Regions from separate parts of the Homo sapiens genome. Here all the other regions are linked to region 3. Evidence: read pairs that join two places in POLR2A ChIA-PET (ENCODE). Cell type or tissue: PC-9. All regions are shown on one strand.

Evidence for each region. ChIA-PET counts read pairs that join two places held together with the same protein. Peaks named below come from ENCODE experiments on the same cell type or tissue, not always from the same donor. Only the 100,000 strongest peaks of a DNase experiment are listed, where the experiment ranks them.
Region 1: POLR2A ChIA-PET joins it to region 3 with 12 read pairs; 14 of 35 experiments call an interaction of 5 or more read pairs at or near these places.
Region 2: POLR2A ChIA-PET joins it to region 3 with 11 read pairs; 12 of 35 experiments call an interaction of 5 or more read pairs at or near these places.

Annotation. Positions count from the first base shown.
Region 1 is chr1:43,376,375-43,381,374 of GRCh38, forward strand. LOC112268225 (a long non-coding RNA gene) reads left to right here. Exons shown (of 2, transcript XR_007066049.1): 2 at 1,333-2,825. Among named protein-coding and RNA genes, the nearest start is that of MED8-AS1, 6.2 kb to the right of the region's middle. RefSeq lists a silencer at 1,960-2,128. In PC-9, no CTCF peak of the experiment used is centred here; no DNase peak of the experiment used is centred here.
Region 2 is chr1:43,347,383-43,352,382 of GRCh38, forward strand. MPL (MPL proto-oncogene, thrombopoietin receptor) reads left to right here. Exons shown (of 12, transcript NM_005373.3): 9 at 1,461-1,620; 10 at 1,881-1,977; 11 at 4,834-4,921. Among named protein-coding and RNA genes, the nearest start is that of CDC20-DT, 8.8 kb to the right of the region's middle. RefSeq lists enhancers at 818-1,789, 1,790-2,760 and a silencer at 1,655-1,864. In PC-9, no CTCF peak of the experiment used is centred here; DNase peaks (open chromatin) are centred at 1,689 and 2,099; H3K4me3 peaks cover 2,536 bases; H3K27ac peaks cover 3,170 bases.
Region 3 is chr1:43,283,716-43,288,715 of GRCh38, forward strand. C1orf210 (chromosome 1 open reading frame 210) reads right to left here and starts at 1,866. Exons shown (of 3, transcript NM_182517.3): 1 at 1,729-1,866. RefSeq lists enhancers at 1,847-2,405, 2,406-2,963. In PC-9, a CTCF peak has its summit at 2,023; a DNase peak (open chromatin) is centred at 1,986; H3K4me3 peaks cover 1,820 bases; H3K27ac peaks cover 1,072 bases.

The DNA of each region.
Region 1 (5,000 bases), 93 kb after region 3:
ATTGCTCAGGAGAAAGTAAAAGAGACTAACAGTTACCACTTGAGTGTTGACTATTTGCCTGAAGGGCCTTTTTAAGAAGCTTGGACTTTATCTGGTAGAAAATTAAGAGCTACCTAAAGATTTAAATTTAACTTTAAATATGTTTTGTTGAAGGTGCTCTTTGAAGTTGGTACTATAATCCCATTCTATAGAGCTGGAAACTGAGGTTCTTGTAAGTGAAGTAACTTTCTAAGGCCACACAATGGATAAGTGTTCAAACCAGGATATGAACTTGAAAATAAATAAACTGCAATAGAACTATGGGTGCTAGAATGGAAGTATACAGGGCACAGGAGAGGTACAGTTTAAGAATGGTCAAGTGTACAGGGGAGGAAGTAGTAAAGACTTTACAGGAGTAGGTGACATGTGAACTGGAAGGATGAATTGTTTATCAGGTGAATAAGGGGTTTGGAGCAGGAAAGAGAGAGGGTATTCTGCGTAGGGCAGAGCATGTATAAGCCATGGAGGTATGAGGCAACACCTGACTCCCAGCTATTTCCTTATGGCTACAGCTGAGAGCACTTATGGCAAAGTGGCAAGAGTCGTAGAGTATGCCATGACAAAACAAAGTCTGAAGGACTGGTGGTCAGTGTGGCGGGAAGAGAGGCAAGCATGGCACCAAAGAGCTCCGGTTTTGATCTCCAGTGAATTACACACAGCCACCCACGAAGAACTGAGCCCGACCTAGCAAGCACAGACAAGCGAGGCAAGAATTCATCACAACTGCACAGAGAAAGCTATGTGTGGTGAAGGGCCTCCTTTAGGGACTGACTGTAGAAAAACTATGGAACTGAGTGGTTAGCTAGTCTAGACAGGGAAGAGATACAGTTCAGAAGGCATGAAAAAGAACATTTCAGGTGAGAGGTCTTATCATTTGGCCTCAAGTCAAAAGAACACAATTTCTTAATGAAAGAACGTAGGCAACAACTAGGTGGGAGAAATACAATTCACAAAACTAGATTTGAAATTGACTTATCATGTCAGGTAATCCAATGTAAAAATGCTCCAGTACCTACTCCACACATTACTAGGGAGATACCATGGGGGACGAAATATGCACAAAAAGCGTCTCCTGAGGCTAAGCTCCTGAGACATGAGCACAGGGGAGCTGCAGAGGGAAGGAGAGGTTATGACCTCTTAGAGGAATTGGTCAATCGTTTTTTTCAAGCAACAATCACTGAGAGCAGAGAGTTCCAGATGTTACCCTATGAATAGATAATATGTATTGTGCTTCTACTGTTGTCAGCATTATCCTAAGCACTTTATATATATTAACCCATTTAAACCTCACAGCAACCCTATGAAATAGCCATTATTATCGACCCCAGGAATAAGGAGGCAAAGGCATAGAGAAGTGAACTAACTTGCCCAAGGCCACACAGCTGGTAAGTAGCACAGCTAGGATTTGAACTGGGGCAGTCTGGCACGAAAACCTGCTTTTTAAATCAAAATGTTATTTTATACTACTTCTCCAAAGACAAATCATAATAGTAATAATAGTAGCACTACCATTTATAGTGTTTATGATATGGGCTAGATGCTATAGTATGCCAGGCACACACATTATCTTGCCTAAGATCACTCAGCTCTCAGGTGGAAGAGCTGGATTCAAAGTTCAGGATGCTTGAATCTGGGAGACAATAAAGTGCACCAGGAGCTAGAATAAGTTTGTACAAGGTACAAATGTGGAGCATAAAAGAGGAGGTAATTAATCTTACCTGGTGGGAGTGGTATTGAGTTGTGGGTTACTGGAAAACTTCACAACTTCACACAGGGGTGACTTTTTTTTTTCTTTTTTTTCTTTTTTTTTTTTGAGACAAGGTCTGGCTCTGTTGCCCAGGCTGGAGTGCGGCGGCACAACCACAGCTTACTGCAGCCTTGACCTCCCAGGCCCAAGCAATCCTCTCACCTCAGCCTCCCGAATGGCTGGGACCACAGGTGTGTGCCACCACACTTGGCTAATTTTTTAGTAGAGACAGGGTCTTCGTGTGCTGTCCAGGCTGGTCTCGAACTCCTGGGCTCATGCAGTCCTCACGCCTCAGCCTCCCAAAGTACTGGGATGACAGGCGTGAACCACTGCACCGGCAAGAGTGGGGTGACTTGTGAGCTGATTTTTGAAAGATGATTGGGTATTCATCAGACAGAATGATAGGGCAGTGTTCCATGCAGAGGGAACAGTGGGAATAAAGGAATGGAGGTTTGAAAGAGCTGTCACATTCAGGAAACTGCAAGCAATGTTGATGGCTTGGGAATTGAGTGGGTGGCATGACAATAAGAAGGAGGCAGGGGGCTGCATCACACAGAATCTTACTTGCCTTTCCAGAAAATCTGAGCTATTTTTTAAGTTTTTCCAATGAAGTAAATGTAATGGCCAAAAAGAGTAAATAAATATCCCTAGGGAATCTGGTGGCTTAGTCTGAAGCTGTTCAGACTAGTAGGAATTCTTTGAAGACTATTTTTTCTTAATAATGCATGCATGCTGGCTGGGTGTGGTGGCTCATGCCTATAATCCCAGCATGTTGGGAGGCTGAGGCAGGAGGATCACTTGAGCTCAGGAGTTTGAGACCAGCTTGGGCAATGTGGCAAAAGCAATCTCTACCAAAAATTAAAAAATTAGCCTGGTATGGTGGCGCACGCCTGTAGTCACAGCCACTTGGGGGCTGAGGTGGGAGGATCACTTGAGCTGGGAGATGGAGGTTGCAGTGAGCCAAGATCGCACCACTGCACTCTAACCTGTATGACGCAGTGAGACCGTGTCTCAAAATAAAATAATAATGCATGCTAAATGTGTGTTCTCTGTTTTAAATTACTCTTAAGTAAAATGAACATTCCAGGATGATTTTACCTTGTAATTTTCAGTATGCCTGGCACACCCACCCCTACCAACCCACCCACCAGGTATGTTGTCCATATGCCCCCATCTCTACCAAAAATACAAAAATTAGCCAGGTATGGTAGCGAGTGTCTGTAGTCCCAGCTACTTGGGAGGCTGAAGTGGGAGGATCGCTTGAGCCTGAGAGGCGGAGGTTGCAGTGAGCCAAGATCGCGCCACTGCACTCTAGTCTGGGTAACAGTGAGACAGACCATGTCTCAAAATAATAAAATAACAATACATGTTAAATGTGTATTCTGTTTTAAATTACCCTTAAAATGAACATTCCAGGAAGATTTTATCTTGTGATTTTCAGTATGTCTGGCACACCCACCCTACATGGGGAGTAAACTATCAAAAGGCTTTTAATCAACGGAATAATGTGATCAGATCTGCAGTTCAGAAAGACCTATCTGGCAGCCTTTTGGAAGACAAGTTAAAGTGGGCAGGACTGGAGATAAAGGATTTTAATCAGGGGAGTAATGTGATCAGATCTGCAATTTAGAAAGACCTATCTGTAGCCTTTTGGAAGATGAGTTAGAGTGGGCATGGCTAGAGATATGGAGTCTGAACAATACTTTTAGTAAGAGAGGCCTAGAGCCTAAACTGTAGGACAGGGTGGATGGACACTGGGGAGACAGAATTGGTAGGATTTAGTATCTGATTAGGTATGAGGGGGTTGGGGACCCAGAGGGAGAATAATTTAGAATGGTTTCCATATTCCTGGCTTAGAAGAGAAACAGGTGTGTAGGCTAGAATAACTGGATTTGGACATTCAACCAGCTGTGGATCATACAGGTAGAGATATCCATCAGGAATCTGCAGCTCAGCAAAGAGGTCTGAGCTGAAAATAAAACTCGCTTAAATTATGCACATAAAAGTGGTGGTCACAGAAAGCAGGTAGAAGAAGAAGAAAAGGGGGTTAAGGACAAGTCCTAGAGAATAACATTTAAGAAGCAGGAAGAAGTATAAAAGTCCAAAAGCTGCAGAGAAGGAATGGCCAGAGAGGAGGATGAACAAGGAGAGCATGTGCCATAGAAGCCATGGGGGAGAAAGAGACTAAAGGAAATGGTCAGCATTAAATGCTGCAGATACATTACTATGAGGATTGAAAAAACTCTGGATTTAGCCATTAGGTCAACAGTGATCTCTGAGTTTCTGAGGAGTGGTGGAAGTAGAAGCCCAAACACAGGGGTTGAAAAGTGAATGGGAGGTAAAAGAAACAGTGATTCTAAGCACTTTGTTTCAAGAGCATGGCGCGAGTGAGTCAGTGAGAGGGGATGTAGGGTTAAGAAGGATCTTTTAACATGGAAGAGACACTAAAATGGCACTATCTAAGGCCATGAAATGTAGCCCAGAGAAACTGGCAAAAAGAATGAAGGATAGACTGGGTGTGGTGGCTCACACCTGTAATCCCAGCACTTTGGGAGGCTGAGGTGGGAGGATCGCTTGAGCTCAGGAGTTTGAGACCAGCCAGGGCAACATAGAGACCCTGTCTCCATTAAAAATAATAATAATTTAAAAATTAGCTGGGCATGGTGGCACATGCCTGTGGTCCCAGCTACTTGGGAGGCTGAGAGGTGGGAGGATCACTTGAGCCTAGAGGACCACCTGAGTTGCAGGATCACAGTGAGAGGTGATTGTGCCACTGCACTCAAGCCTGGATGACAGAGTGAGACCCTGTCTCAAAAAAAAAAAAAAAAATGAACAAAGGATATCTACGTAGGGAATGTGGGCAAGAAAAGATGAAGAATCAAAATGACCACAAACTAGGGAAATTAGGGTGAGAATTAGGGAAAGCAGTGGAATGGCAGAGAAAACATAGGAAGACGAGCATCCCAAGGCACTTATATTTGATTCAGTAGGAAAGGTTATCTTCATGTGGAAGAAGTATAATTTATTGCCTATACTGGAGGAGTCTCTTTGGTACATGTATCTTGCCCAAGGAGAGAGAGATGTGTGAGGGGGAGGGCGACTTCTAACACACAAGGTATGTCAGAACTTGTAACTTGTGATAACTTTGTGGTAACTTACCATCTCTTTGATGAATCTTCACTTAGAGAAAGATGTTTTAGAAAACAGTTTCAAG
Region 2 (5,000 bases), 64 kb after region 3:
AATTTACAAACCACAGGCAAATTACCAAAATGTTTGAAGTCTGTTTCCTCATTGGTGAAATGAGGATGAAGCTATCTACCTTATGGAGTTATAGTAAAGATTAAATACTATATCTAAATACCTAGCATACTGCCTGGCATAAGGAAGGTGCTCAATATACATTACTTAAATATTAGTTTGTCTACTTTTATTCTCATTTGCCACACATATATACAACTATGTACAACATCTTATGGTTCTACCAAAACTTCCTCCCCCTGGACATTTCAGACTCAGTCTATCCAGAATGGAACTCCTCTTCCTCCTGAAGCTTTACTTTTTTATTGTGATAAAACTTACATACAACAAAGTGTACAAATTTTACATATATAGTCTGTACTTGTGTATACATCCACATAACCATAACCAGGATCAAGATATAAATTATTTCCAGCACCTCAGAAGCTCCCAATGCTCCGACACATCCCCCGCCACCAAAGGTAATCACCATCCTGACATTACCATTGATTCATTTGGACTGTTGTTGAACTCTATAAAATGGAACCCTAAAGTATATCTTCCTCAAACTTACTTCTCTTCTGTGTCCTGTCTCTGACAATGGCACCGCTACTTACCCAGTACCCAAGCCTAGAAGCACCCTTGACTCTTCTTGCTCTTCCCTTATCCCTTCCCCTTACTCATCAACTAAGTTGATGGCAATAACGTACTAATAGTCCTCAAATTCCTACCAGGATTGCCTTAGACTCATCTGTGACCATCCAGCCGTGTCATCCATGCTTTTAGCACACTAAACTACTCTGTGGCACAAAACCAAGCATTAAATGCTTCTCTGGACTTCCGTGGTGCCTTGCACTAATTAATTGTTGTGATTATTTACCTGTTTGGATGTCTTTCTCATTAGATATGTAAGAGACGGTGTTTTATTGCTTTCTCCCCAGTGCCTAACCCAATGTTTGGAGTATCACACAGTTCATAAATGTTTGCTGCCTTCCTGCTTGTACACATGATGCTTGTACCCCAGCGCCTAACGCAAATCTGGCATCCTCTGCAGCATGAGTATTATTTGTGGCATGGTCTGTGTGGCTCTGAATATATCTGTTTCTGGGGGTGTCCATCGCCCGACCTGGAGTTGTGAGAACACCCGGTAGGGTGTGCGTGTACCGGGATCCCTGCCGAGGGTGTACCTGGGTGTTGGTGTTAGGATACGTAGCTCTCTGAGGTGAGGTCTGTGTCTCAGGAGGTGGGCCTGGCACGTTTCTCTCGGGCAGAGCGTGATCCCGTTAGGGAGAGGCTCTCGGTTAGGGCGCTCTATCCTGTTGCTGGGAAGCGTGTTTTCTGCCGGTGGGGCTCTTTGTGGGAATCTCCGACCGCCTGGGGATTCGGAGCTGCAGGATTTGGGTCAAACAGACGCTGGGCTATCGAAGCCCCGACGCCGGGCCACCGCACGCTTCTTTGCTCAGGTGCTGGAGCCGCCTCTCGGGGCCCGAGGAGGGACCCTGGAGCTGCGCCCGCGATCTCGCTACCGTTTACAGCTGCGCGCCAGGCTCAACGGCCCCACCTACCAAGGTCCCTGGAGCTCGTGGTCGGACCCAACTAGGGTGGAGACCGCCACCGAGACCGGTGAGGCAAGCCCCGGCCGCACCAAAGCCGCACAGCGCCTGCGCCAGGGACTGGGCGCCGGGTGCGAGTGGGGCGGGGCTCGGAGAGGGGCGAGGCGCGGGGCGCGGAGAGGGGCGGGGCCCTGACCTTGCGGGCCGACGGCTGCGCAGGTGCCCGCAGTGCCCAGGGGCGGCGAGGGGCGGGGCCAGAGTAGGGGCTGGCTGGATGAGGGCGGGGCTCCGGCCCGGGTGGGCCGAAGTCTGACCCTTTTTGTCTCCTAGCCTGGATCTCCTTGGTGACCGCTCTGCATCTAGTGCTGGGCCTCAGCGCCGTCCTGGGCCTGCTGCTGCTGAGGTGGCAGTTTCCTGCACACTACAGGTACCGCCCCCGCCAGGCAGGAGACTGGCGGTGGACCAGGTGGAGCCGAAGGCCTGTAAACAGGCATTCTTGGTTCGCTCTGTGACCCCAGATCTCCGTCCACCGCCCGTGCGCACCTACGGCTTCGCCACTTCCTGCACGTCACCTCTGGGACTCGCCGCGGCTCCTTACACTCTAACACGCCCACTATACCGCCCACCTCGAACAGCCCCGCCTCCTGCTGCTCACCTCGGCGACTAGGCCACCGTCCACCCTTCAGCCAAACTGCCCACTCCACCCCCATCCAATCTGCCGTCAGGTCCCACCTCCTAAACCTAGTCCAAACAATGGCCCCCTTTCTCTAGCCCTACAGACACGACCTGACTCACTGAAACAGAACCTCTTGCCCCTCCGATCTAGCCTCACACAGCCACCAGAATAATCTTTCTAAAATGCGCACATGAACCTATCAATTCCCTCCTTAAATCCTTTCAATAGCTCCCAGGATATAGTCCAGGCTCCCTATGATGACAAGCGAGGCTCTGCAAAATCGGCCCCTGCCAGCAAGCACTTCAGCCTGTTCTACCCTGTGCATCAGCCTTTCCAAACTGGTTTTCTCCACAAGTCAGGTTTTACTTCTCAGTGCCTTTGCACATAACGTCCGCTCTGCCTGAAATAGCCTCCCTGTCTCACTAAACCCATTCATCTGTAAATAACTTTCTTCACCAACTCTTAAGAAACCTTTCCTGACCCTCCCCCTTTTGGCCGCTGCTCTGTGCTCCAATACAGTACCAGTAGTGTTTTACTGTGTTTATTTCTTTATATATCTTCCCTATTATACCTTACTTGGTCATCTTTAAATCCTTAGCACAGTGCCTGCCAAAAAGCAGGCCCTTAAATAAATGTTATTAATGAGTGACTCATTTATGTGGGAAGACGAAGGCTGAGGAGAAATGCCATTGGAGGCTATAAACATGAAGGGTAGAATGCATCCCACCTCCATCCTTCATCTGCTGCTTCTTTAAGACTTAGCTCAGAAGTCATCTCCTCCAGATGGTGTCTTCTGATGGTCCTGGGCTGGTTCAGGTGCCACTCTCATGGGCTACCATCTCCCTCTGAACATACCTCTCTTTGAACTTTTAATCTGCCCATACGTATGAGCAGACTGAAAGGTAGCCTCCATGCAGGTAGCCAGATCCAACAAAAAAGTTGGAGAAGTAGGAGGAGGTGGTCTGCTGAGCCAGGCATACTCAGTTTCTTTTCCCCAATTTACCAGGTAAGTCACACCTTCTCCCCTGGAGAGATATGAGTGAGGTCACTGAAGCGGCCTGAAATGTTCTACTGACGTCCCTCCACATGGAAATATGAAGCTAAAGAATCCAGGTTCTGGCCGGGTGCGGTGGCTCACGCCTGTAATCCCAGCACTTTGGGAGGCCGAGGTGGGCAGATCACAAGGTCAGGAGATCAAGACCATCCTGGCTAACACAGTGAAACCCCATCTCTACTAAAAATACAAAAAAAATTAGCCAGGCATGGTGGTGGGCGCCTGTAGTCCCAGCTACTCAGGAGGCTGAGGCAGGAGAATGGTGTGAACCTGAGAGGCGGAGCTTGCAGTGAGCCAAGACCGCGCCACTGCACTCCAGCCTGGGCCACAGAGGGAGACTCCATCTCAAAAACAAAACAAAACAAAACAAAACAAAACAAAACAAAACAACAAAAAAATGGAGGCCCCTCCAATACATCTTAATCCATATTCTTCCCAGATAGACTACCCTCTCCAGTAACTTACTAATAAGCTCCACTGATTTTCTTCATTCATTCATTCAGCTAATTTACTGAGCACCTACTATGGGTCAGACACTATTCTACACCCTAGAAATACAGGAGTGAATAAATAGACAAACTCTCTTTTCTCGGGGACCATATGTTCTAGTGGGGTGAGACAGACAAAAAGAAATATACATAACAATGTAATAAATGTACAACAAGTCAAATACTATAAGGAAAAATGAAGTACAGCAGGAGATAGCCTGTCATGGGGAAAGGAAGCAGCACTACAGTGGTCCCCTCTTATCCACAGTTTCACTTTTTGTGGTTTCAGTTACACGCAGTCAATTAAGGTCTGAAAAAAATTACATGGAAAATTCCAGAAATAAACAATTCATGTATTTTAAATTGTAAGTAGCACGATGAAATCACTTGCCATGCCGCTCTGTCCCACCCGGGATGTAAATCATCCCTTTGTCCAGCATCTCCACGCTGTATATGCTCCCTGCCCCATAGTCACTTAGCAGCCATCTTGCTTATCAGATTGACTCGTTGAGGTATTGCAGAGCTGTGTTCAAGTAACCCTCATTTTAGTTAATAATGGCCCCAAAGTACAAGAGTAGTGATGTTGGCATATTGTTCTAATTGTTCTATTTTATTAGTAGTCATTATTAATCTCTTACTGTGCCTAATTTATAAACTTTATTGTAGGTATGTACGTATAGAAAAAACATCTGCTGGGAGTCTTGAAACATATCCCCTGCAGATAAAGAGGGACTACTGTGTTTCAGGCAAGGTAGTCAGGGATGACATTTGAACAGAGGCCTACAATGAGGTGAGGGAATGAATCCAGTGTTCCAGACAGAACAAACATTGGAGTGTTTGAGGAAACTGCAGCACCCTTTGTTGAACCTGCCCACCACTGACTTCCCTCCCCTACCTGAGGTTTTCTTCTTACTCTACTCCCCTGCCCAACTTTATTGCCTTGACCATGCTCTTATATCTCCAAGCCTTACTCCCCGGCCTCACTGCTCCCCCACCCCAACTGCTGTCCTCCTCCCTGCCAATCCACTGCCATGGCTCAGTCTGCTTCTCTTCCTTCTCCCCCAGGAGACTGAGGCATGCCCTGTGGCCCTCACTTCCAGACCTGCACCGGGTCCTAGGCCAGTACCTTAGGGACACTGCAGCCCTGAGCCCGGTGAGTGTGCTTCCCTCCCCTGTGCCCACCACCAACCCTGCCTGGTACTGGATCCTTGCCCCAACAATACAACTTGTTC
Region 3 (5,000 bases):
CTCAACTAAAGTCTTCAGATTCGAACCCAGAGCCCAGTCTGTTGCACTGCTTGGTAAGCTGAGGATGGGAGACAGGGGCAGAGGTGGGTCCTGGCTCCCGAAGGTCAGAAAACAGCAATTGCTTGGAGCTACCCAGCCAAAGCGGAGACCACATATGGGGAGGGTGATGCAAGTTGCTACTGAGGACAGGGGCCCTGGACACAGCCAGAGCAGCCCTGGCCCTTCTAAGTTGAAAGCCGCTGCTGCCCACCTCTACCCTCAGCCCTTCAAGCAAACCCCTGTCCTTTCACCTCTACTCAAAGGAGGCCCACACTCTGCCCCCACAGGGAGGCTCAAGCCAGGGAGTATCCAAATGAGGATCACCTGAATCAGGAAATTATCACCCAGGGCTGGGGACACCTAGAGGAGGAACACTTCAATTAGGGGAGTAGCTGGAGGAAGATCATCCAGGCATGGAAACACCTGTAGGAGGAGCACCTGGATCAAAGGAGTGTCTGGAGGAGGCGCACCTGAATCTGGGGAGTATCTAGAGGAGGAGCATGAAAGTTAGAAGTACCTGGCAGACGAACAGCTAGGGCAGGAGCATATCTGCCAGTGGAGCACCTGAACCAGGGGAGTCCTTGGGGGCAGAGTAGCCGGGCTAGGGAAGTACTTAGGAGAGAAGTTGAGGGGAGTACCCCAGTATATTCTTTGATACAAGTGCCTTCAAACCCCCCCCAACCTCCTCACATCCAACCTGGTATCAATCCCCATCATGTCTTCCACTAAACATCTCTGGAATGACAATACCCTCTTCTCCACCCCACTGCCACAGCTGAGTCCAAGCCACCTTCCTCTTGTACTCTAGCCATAATCTCCTAACTGGGCTCCCCACCTCTGGTCTCTTCCACAGAGTGATGGGCCTACAACCCAAATCTGACCCCATCACTAGCCTGGTTAAAATCCCTTCAAAAGCTCCCCATGCCCCACAGTGCCTTGCAATCCAGCACACGGCCCTCAAGCCAAACTCTTCTTCCTCTTCTCCACAGTTCCCTCCCCAGCACTTCAGACAGACACACATGCCCTCCTCCCACTCACCCACCCTCCTGCTCCCTGGCCACGCCCTCCTCAGTTTTTGGGGCGCCAGTCTGTCAAGGCCAAATCAGACCATACCTGCCTGTGAGGTTGTCCCTGGACCTACCCTGGATGACCTGTCACCATCCTGCCCAGTCAACCACCAGTCAGAACCAGTCATTGCTAGGCGGGCAGCTCCCCGTGGGCAACGGCTGGCTGAAGGATCTGTACCCTGGCGCTGCAGGGAGCTGGGCGTTCAGCCCCTCAGTGTGGTGCTTGTGAAATTAACGAGGGGAGCGTGAGAGTGAATATACAGGTGGGAGCGGGAGAGACGTCCTGGGAAGGAGAGGTCAGCTGCTCATTCATTCCTCAGCCTGCTGTGGGCCTCATCCTAGTACTAGGTCCGCAAAACATGAGAATGTGTTACACTGGAATGAACTGAATTCAATTTGACGTTTCTAAGGTTGTATTCCTATTCCTTTCCTCCCTGCCCTGTGAATTCTTCCCAAGAAGACACACACACACTAACCTTCCAAGGGTGCATATACACTCCCCAACAGGCCTCTGAACTCACAGCCCACACTGATCTGCCCATCCCCCATACGCACAGCCCCTCCCCCCAGGTCACACTTTCCTCCACCAACAAACACCCCTCTGACATGCACAGACACCTACCCCAACTCTGATGTGTAGCTTCCTTCCTGCTGCCAGAAGCCCCTTGGGTACTGTGCAGAGCCTGGGTACCCCCTCCCCGGCCCCCCCGGGCCTTCTCTTCTGTTCCCACCTTCAAGAACTGTGCACAATCCGCGGAGTAAGCTTCCGGCTGGGGCCGGCAGAACCTGGACAGGTGGGCGGGTCAAGGCAGAGCTTGACTCACCTGCGGAGGCAGTGGGCGGGGCTGAAGCTGCAGGTCTGGCAGAGGGCGGGCTGCGGCAGCGCCTCCAGTGGGGAGGGATAATTCTACCTCTCCCCCAAGCTTTTGCCAAGAACTTTATGGGTGTAGACCTCACCCTCACCCCCCAATGCTTGCGGTTTGTACAGCTGGGATCCAGAGAAGCGTCCAGCGGGCCCTAGAGGGGCAGACACCTCAGCAGGCAGGTGCTCAGGTTGATAAACAACTGAACGTCCGGTGACTGGTACAAAGTCCAGAGTTGAAGAGGGAGCTTTGCAGGCCTGTAAGGGTGGTGGGCTGGAACCAGAGCGGGTGGGGAGGGCATTCTTTCCAGGCAAAGCCAGGAGGACCAAGAACACTCCCAAATTGCCTACAAATGTGTGTGTAACTGTGTAGGGGGTGAGGGGTGGATCTGGATGGGGGCTCAGCCTTCATCTGGATCTCAGGATCCCGTGACCCCACAAGCCAGGCTCTGAACCTCTCCCGGGTGCTCTCTGATTCCCTTTAGCTTTACTCCTCGTCTCTGGGCCTGGTGCCCCCTGTTCTTCAAGCTCCAGTTCAGGAATCACCTTCCCTGAGTCCTCCCTCTACCCTGCAAGTCCCCACTCTTCCATGCCCAGAGCACCCACTGTCGCAGCATTCCTCATTATCTTGTGATTATTCGCTCTCCTGGGGTGGGGCCAGGCTTTGACAGCCTGTGGCTCCCAGCACAGTACTGACCCAGGGCAGGCTCCCCGTAACTACCTAAGGGAGGAAGGACCGCACGCGCCAAGGCCTGGAGGCCCCGAATTCGCAAGGATAGGCCGGGCACAGTGGGAGCAAGGGCTGCAGAGAGGCCAAGTATGGTGGCTCACGCCTGTAATCCCAGCACTTTGGGAGGCCAAAGCGGGTTGATTGCTTGAGCCCATGAGCGGAGATCAGCCTGGGCAACATAGGGAGACCCCATCTCTACTAGAAACACAAAAATTAGCTGGGCGTGGTAATGCTCACCTGTAGTCCTAGCTACTGGGGAAGCTGAGGGGGGAGGACTGCCTGAGCCCAGAAGTTTTAGGCTACAGTGAGCCATGATTGCGCCATCACACTCCAGCCTGGGCGACAGAGCAAGACCCTGTCTCAAAAAAATAAAAGGGGGGTACAGAGAGGGGATGCAAACAAGGCATGGTAGAACTGTGGCTGGAAGGTGGGGGCCAGTTCACACTTGGCCCTGAAGATCTTAGGATGAAATCTGAACCCTCAGGGCCATCCCTTCCCACCTTTCCTGCCTCCTCTGCTGCAGCTACACCAAACTATTTTCTATTTTCTTTCTTTTTTTTTTTTTTTTTTTTGAGACAGAGTCACTGTGTCACCCAGGCTGGAGTACAGTGGTGCGATCTCAGCTCACTCCAACCTCCAGCCCCTGGGTTCAAGCGATTCTCCTCCCTCAGCCTCCTGAGTAGCTAGATTACAGGCATGTGCCACCACACCCAGCTAATTTTTGTATTCTTAGTAGAGACGGGTTTTCGCCATGTTGGCCAGGCTGGTCTCGAACTCCTGACCTCAAGCAATCTGCCCGCCTTGGCCTCCCAAAGTGCTGGGATTACAGGCATGAGCCACTGCGCCCAGCCACCAAACTCTTTTCTATTCCCAGAACTCACCATGCCCTCTCCTCTCCCTGGCTCTGCAGGCTCTGCTCCCTTCTCCTGGGACTCCTGCCTTCCCCACTCTCCACTGCACCCCTGCAGATGGTGGCCCTTCTCCCCTATATCCCTGAACATGTGGGGTGTGATTTTCTCTTTAGTTTCCCTGCCAACCTGTAAACTCTGGGAATGGACTCTGCATCTGTCTTGTTTCCATCATATCCCCCATATCTAAAATGGCAAAAGTATACCCTTCTGAAACAAATTTGAGGAAAGAAAGGATTATCCTGGATGGGGCAATGAGGTGCCAAGGAGGGCTTAGGGTTTTACTTTATTTTTGAAGCAAGGAAATCATGAGATTCAACTGATATTCATTGAGCACCTAGCGTGTCCTAGACACTGTGCCAGGTTTTCTTAAATTAAGGTGCTCATATACCATAACCTAATTCATATAACATAAAATTCCCCATGTTAGCCATTTCCAGGCACACGATTCAGTAGTGTTTAGCACACTCATAACGTCATGCAACCATCACTCTAGTTCTAAAACTTCTTCATCACCCCAAAGGGATACCCCTGACCAGTTAAGCAGTATTCCCCGTGTCCCTTTCCCCCTGGCCTCTCACGACCATTACTTTGCTTTCAGTCTCTATGGATTTGCCTGTTCTGGATATTTCATATAAATGGAATCATATTTGTGCCAGCTTTTTAATGAACTATTTCACTTAATCCTTGTAACCATGCTATGAGATAGATGTTAACTGTCCCCTTAACAGAAAAGGAAAATGAGGCTGTGAGAAGGTAATTGGTATGAAGTCCTGCAGAGGAAAACAAGCAGAGGGTCTGCTCATCCATCATTCAGTAATTTATTCAATGAATATTTTTTGAATGGCCACCAGAGTCACAGCCAGCCCATATGTCACACATTGCTAAATAGCAGATGGCTATCTGCTGAATGGCCCCACATCATGGAGAACAGAGGGCAGACTGGGTGTCAGCACCCGCGGCTCCTCAGCCAGGAGCTCTGATGCAGTGAACAACCTTTACAACCTTCTGTGGCAGCCCTGACAACCATGCAGAGGCTCTGTGCTAGCTTCTGGGACAATTTGTGCCGCCATAAAGCTTCCATTCTGGTGGATAAGACGAACAATACACAAAGAAATAAATAAGATTATTTCAGATAACAGTAAATGTTGGGAAGAAAACAGCTTCATGATAGCTCCATGTGAACTTGAGAGGTGGGTGCTACTTTAGATAGTCAGAAGAGGGGACTCACTGAAGAGGGCATGTTTGAGCTGAGATCTGGCTAAGAGTGAGACAGTGATTGTGCCAATATCTGGGGGCAGAGCATTCTAGGCAAAGGGAACCGCCAGCACAAATGCTGAGATGCGGGAGCACGGCTGGCTTGTTCAGCTACAACAAGGCGGCCGCTTGATGGA